Regions from separate parts of the Homo sapiens genome. Here region 2 is linked to region 1. A link is a loop called in an ENCODE intact Hi-C map of the cell type or tissue named here. Cell type or tissue: breast epithelium. All regions are shown on one strand. Links, peaks and the distances in the headings refer to the core of each region. The heading gives the core; the rest is flanking DNA.

Region 1 (2,924 bases), core at 183-2,682:
GGCCCAAAGTTCTATCCACATGCTTCTATTCCACATTTTCTGATACCTGATCTTCTAATATTTCTTCTTCCAAGTCTCCAACTAACCAGATAAGCTACTGGTTGAGCCTATGTATATTTTATATCAGGATACTTCTCTTTCCACATAAAGAAAACGAGGTATATTATTGCCTGAAGATCTGCCCATTGGAATAATTTCACCTCACAGACCTCACCTTCAAGGTCCATCGCTTAATGGGAATGTAGTGTAGCCAAAGTCCATTTTTGGCTTATACCCACATACTGACCCACATTCATGGTCATGAGACAGCCCATCTATGAATCAAGCTTGACTTTCCTCCCCCTTCATCAGCTTGGGGTAGGAAGAATCATGAATGGAATCACCATGAGTGACATGGGTTCACCTCTTGTGCCTTACATTTGTACCTCTGGCCCTGCCCTGGCTTTGATCCCAGATATTTCTCTTCCAGCACATGTTGGATAACTTCTGGAACTGTCCAATTTGGTGTGTCTGGTAGAACCCAGCTCCTATTGAGAAGTTTTGGGTTTGAGATCACTTTGTGCATCATGGTCAGGCACTTAGCCTTTCCAGTACCAATTATCACACTTAAGCAGTTTTTGAAAAAGGGTATAATTCTCTGCTACAGAAGGCATGACCTTTTTTCAGAACTCTAAAGGAGATACTCCTACTGGGATTTGAACTTCTAACTATTTAGGTTCTGCTGAGTCAAGTGGCCCAAATGGCAAAACCATCTACATCACAGCCTAGACTTGCTGCTGGGAGAGTCATTTCTTGCCCTGGCTCCCACTCAAAGCTGGCGGCCTTTCATATCACCTGGTTTATGAATCAGAAAAGTATTCAGATTCCTGCCTCCAGGAATGGGACATGAATTTGGTTGAAGTGGCTCTCTTCCATTAAGACCAATTTCTAGCATTCTCAGTATTTGAGGGTAATTTCAGTCCCTAAAAGGGATAACAGCAGCACATAACAGAGTCCACTATAGCTTCAAATCAGTGGCAGTTAGACTGACAGCTAACTTATCAGTAGCAACAAAGGATGCCAGAGACAGTGGAATAATATTAGAAATGTGCTGAAAAAATAACTGCCAAACTAATATTCTGTATTCATCCAGTATCCTTCATGAGTTAGTGTAAAATAAAAAATTTTTCAGGAAGCAAAGGAAAAAAGATAAGAGAATTTGCCCTCAGCAACCCCTCACTAAAGCAATTAATTTTAAAGGACATATTTCAGGAAGAATGAAAACGGTCTGAAATGGGTACAAGAAAAAATGAAGAACAAATAATATAGTTAATATGTGTGTAAATTTAAGTGAATATTGACTGTATAAAATAATAATGTCATGTAGGTTTTATTTTAAAATCTCCTAACGTTTTGCTAATATCTGAATTATACATAGTATATTTAAGTATATTTTGTATACTTAAAATTTGATACTTCCTAGAAAAGCTGGAGTACAGCGTTACATGGGTATAAATTTGGGTATAAATTTGGGTATAAATCATGGTGCAGACACATACAGTGCCTTCTCTAAGAAAAACACAAAAACCAAGAAACAGAAAATAAACAAGAATACACAAACAAATACTACCAATTCTATGAAAATGAACAGCTGTAAATATGGACCATTACACAAAATTTCACATTCCTGCTATGGTTTTTGTGGTGATTACTTAATAACAGATGCTAAAAATTAAATAAATAAGATGCAATGGTTGAATTGCATTTTTTCTGTTTTTTTATTCCCCCTTAAGAGATCATTCTCAACCACTTGTCTACTATATATTGATTGAAAGCTATTTGGAAATTACTCCATCAATGAAATGCAAACACCTATGTAGGGAAACGAAGCAGCTGTTTAAATGCTCAGAGCTTCACTAGACAAAGACATCCTCTTCCTTAACACAGGCTCTGTTTACACTATTCTAAAACAATGACTCATTCAGGGAAAAATTCAGTATTTCCAGGTTGTGTAAACACAACCATTATTTATAAAGAGATTTATAAGAAGGCCTGGTATTAACTACTTCCCAGTTGAGGAATTGCTAAGTGCTAGAGTTAGACTCATGTGTGTCTGTGTGTGTGTATGTGTATTTGGTGAATTCAGAATTGTTTATATTTGTGGGCCACACTTAAAAACCCAGTTCTCCTTATTTTGCAAAATCAACTATCAAGCTCGGAATAAATAGAAGTGTTACAAGTGGTAGCATAATTTCTAATTCTAAATAGCCTACTTATACCATACAGAAATTAGCAAATATTTTTACATAAACAAAGCCATACCATTGTCAATTATTCATAATTATTTTCTCATCAAGGAAAATTGAGTGACATGCAGATTCTGAATTTTGCCTGGGATTGAATACCAGTTTCATCTCTGGTTTATTATATGGCATTGAGTAAGGCACTTCTTCTCCGTGAGCCTTGGTTTCTACATCCTTTTTTTTTTTTTTTTTCTTTTTGAGACAGAGTCTCACTCTGTCACCCAGACTGGAGTGCAGTGGTGGGACCTTGGCTTACTGCAACCTTTGCCTCCTGGGTTCAAGGGATTCTTCTCCCTCAGTCTCCCGAGTAGCTGAGATTATAAGCACCCGCTACCACTCTCAGCTAATTTTTGTATTTTTAGTAGAGACAGAGTTTCACCATATTGGCCAAGCTGGTCTCAAATTCCTGACCTCAAGTGATCCGCCCACCTTGGCCTCCCAAAGTGCTGGATTACAGAGGTAAGCCACCATGCCTGGCAGGTTTCCGCATCTTTTGAATGGCAAAATTATTATTATTATTATTATTTATACTTTAAGTTCTAGGGTACATGTGCACAACATGCAGGCTTGTTACATATGTATACATGTGCCATGTTGGTGTGCTGCACCCGTTAACTTGTCATTTACATTAGGTATAACTCC
Region 2 (2,924 bases), core at 173-2,672, 95 kb before region 1:
GGGCTCAAGCAATACTGCCACCTCAGCCTCCCAAGTAGCTGAGACTACAGATACACACCATCATACTTGGCCGTTTTTTTTTTTTTAATTTTAATTTTTAGTAGAGATGGGGTCTCACTATGTTGCCCAGACTCATCTCTAACTCCTGGGCTCAAGACATCTTCCCGTCTCAGCCTCCCAAAGTGTTGAGATTACAGGCCTGAGCCACCATGCCCGGCTAGCGGGAGTTCTTTCCATAGGATTTCATTTAATCTATTAGCTGTGCTTCCTGTTCCTGGAGCTCAGAGCTTCTCAGATTTAATTTCTCCAGAATCATTACTTTTCTGTCTTCTCAGCTTAGTTAGAGGTAATCACCTAGATATTGGAATAAGGGAGGACACTTGGGGGTCTGATTGTTTTTTATTTAGTCAGACTTCCTTCTTCTTCTTCTTTTTTTTTTTTTTTTTGAGACAGGATCTGGCTCTGTTGCCCAGGCTGGAGTACAGTCAGTGGTGAGATCTTGGCTCACTGCAACTTCTGCCTCCCTGGCTCAAGTGATCCTCCTACCTCAGCCCCCCAAGTAGCTGGGACCTCAAGCGCATGCCACCACGCCTGGCTAATTTTTGTATTTTTGGTAGAGACGGGGGTTCGCCATGTTGCCCACGCTGGTCTCGAACTCCTGAGTTCAAGTGATCCACCCACTTCAGCCTCCCAAAGTGCTGGGATTACAGTAGTCAAACTTCCTTCTAAGAGTTCATTCTTCAGTTCTACCCTTTACCCTCACCTTCAGAGATACTCAGAGCCTCCAATTCCTAAGTCATTCTGGGTTTCTTTTGCACAAATTGTCTTGCTTCCTGTTGGCATGCCTCTCTTCAGGCATAAAATTTAGCCTTTTCAGATTTAGCAAATCAGTTACCACTTACACAGCTGCTTTCTTTATTCTTTCATTTCTTTTTTCTTTTCTTTTCTTTTTACCACACTTCATTTGCTGTCATTTCCTTTCCCATTCTTTTAGCTTTTATTGGTTTAAAATGTCTCTTTGTATGTGTGTGCATACCTGTGTACGTGTTTAATTTCCTTTTTTTTTTTTTTTTTTTTTTGAGACAGAATCTTGCTCTGTAGCCCAGGCTGGAGTGCAGTGGCGCAATCCCAGCTCGCTGCAAGCTCCACCTTCCGGGTTCACGCCATGCTCCTGCCTCAGTCTCTCGGGTAGCTGGGACTACAGGCACCCACCACCATGCCCGGCTAATTTTTTGTATTTTTAGTAGAGACGGGGTTTCACCGTGTTAGCCAGGATGGTCTTGATCTCCTGACCTCCTGATCCGCCCGACTTGGCCTCCTAAAGTGCTGGGATTACAGGCATGAGCCACCACGCCTGGCCTGTTTAATTTACTTTTAAGTTTTTAGTAGCACTCTAAAATAAAATAAAGTAAATATGTAGACTTAATCCATTAAGTTTAACCAGAAGTTTTACTTTTAAATTCTTAAAATATGCCTCCAACTATAATTAGTTTTTGACTATAGAGTTCATCAGCATTTATGTGTACACATATAATGTACACATTTATGTGTACACATATAATGTACACATTTATGTGTACACATATAATGTACACATTTATGTGTACACATCTTACACATGTAGCTCCCGTCCTCATATCTAAAATAAAAGCTGAAATTAAAGAAAAAAGATTTAAACTTAACTATATATATATTTTTTTCTTATCATGCTTTCTTATATCCCACATTTTTCTTTATCTTGGAATCTTAGTTTTGTTGGCATACATATTTGAATAACTTGTTCACATTTTAGTAGAAATTGATTCGGATTACAGGAGTTTATCTGCAGTGATCGTGGGGACAGGACAGGGCATTCTGCTAGGAGGAGGTTTCAGCTGGTCTCAAGGGTATCACTAGCTACTTGTGACAATGAATTGTCCCATCTCTTTGGTCTCAGAGCCCATGCTCATCTGTTTAGCCTGAGGGCAATTCCTGCTCTCTTTTGCTCAGCTTAGTCAGGAGGTAGGGGGGCTGGCTGATCAGCCTAGTCCCTCTAAATGCACTGCCCCAGTTAATCACTGTGACAATTGCTCCTTGACCTCCTAAGGCTGCCTGAAGTTCCCATAAGCACTCTCATCTCTGCACTCTCTCTCTCCTATGTGTTTTTTTCTGGTCTTTTTTTTTATGAAGAATTCAATCCTATCTGCTCTATATCTTTTATAAATATCTCAACATCTTTGATGTTGACACCACCCTTTCTTGTTTTCTAGTGCGTTACGAATGTATTTATTTATTTGATCATATCAGAGTAATTGGGGTGGGAAAGAACACGTGTTCAGTCTGCCCTTCTGCTCCTATTTTGAGACACACAGACCCCCCCACATGCAAACACACACAAATATTTAAACGTAGTGTCCCTGCTAACCAACTTGTCTGCTATTGTTCATTGTTTCAAAATGAAAATTTGATTTGGTCTTCCTTCCTTCCTTTGGTCTTGCCTTAAAAGAAAATCTGCTTATCCTTCTTTTTGTTTAGTATAATCCAACCTGTAGGTAAAAGTCTGTCTTTTTAGCCAGCCACAGATAAAAAACTAACAACAAAATCCTAGCTCTGATATTCATTTACTGTGAATACTCTGCCAAGTGGCGAAGAATGCATTTCCAGTATAGACTCCCCACTGGTACTAAAGGCATCTGCAAAGACATAGTCATATGAAAGAGAGCCAAAAACCTACAATGAAGTTAGTGTTGTGCATAACGATTTTCTTTAAATGTACTTATCTTAAAAGGACTCTGTATGTTCCTTCAGGGAGATGGAGACTTTCTCTTCCCACATTTTTAATTGGCAGTCACTCCATTTTCTGGAACTGCATTATGAAACTGTTGTTCAATACTTTAATCAGTACAAAGAAAAATTAACACTTTATTAGAAAGTTATGTTTTCTA

What was found. Peaks named below come from ENCODE experiments on the same cell type or tissue, not always from the same donor. Only the 100,000 strongest peaks of a DNase experiment are listed, where the experiment ranks them.
Region 2: a loop joins it to region 1, with 9 times the contacts of the local background. A loop is called at or near these places in 2 of 110 quality-filtered maps.

Annotation. Positions count from the first base shown.
Region 1 is chr12:91,926,073-91,928,996 of GRCh38, reverse strand. The region is part of intron 5 of LOC105369901 (a long non-coding RNA gene); the gene reads left to right. Among named protein-coding and RNA genes, the nearest start is that of LINC02404, 52 kb to the right of the region's middle. RefSeq lists a silencer at 1,757-1,957. In breast epithelium, for the core only: no CTCF peak of the experiment used is centred there; no DNase peak of the experiment used is centred there.
Region 2 is chr12:92,020,928-92,023,851 of GRCh38, reverse strand. The region is part of intron 1 of LINC01619 (long intergenic non-protein coding RNA 1619); the gene reads left to right. Among named protein-coding and RNA genes, the nearest start is that of LINC01619, 120 kb to the left of the region's middle. RefSeq lists an enhancer at 1,755-2,288. In breast epithelium, for the core only: no CTCF peak of the experiment used is centred there; no DNase peak of the experiment used is centred there; H3K27ac peaks cover 298 bases.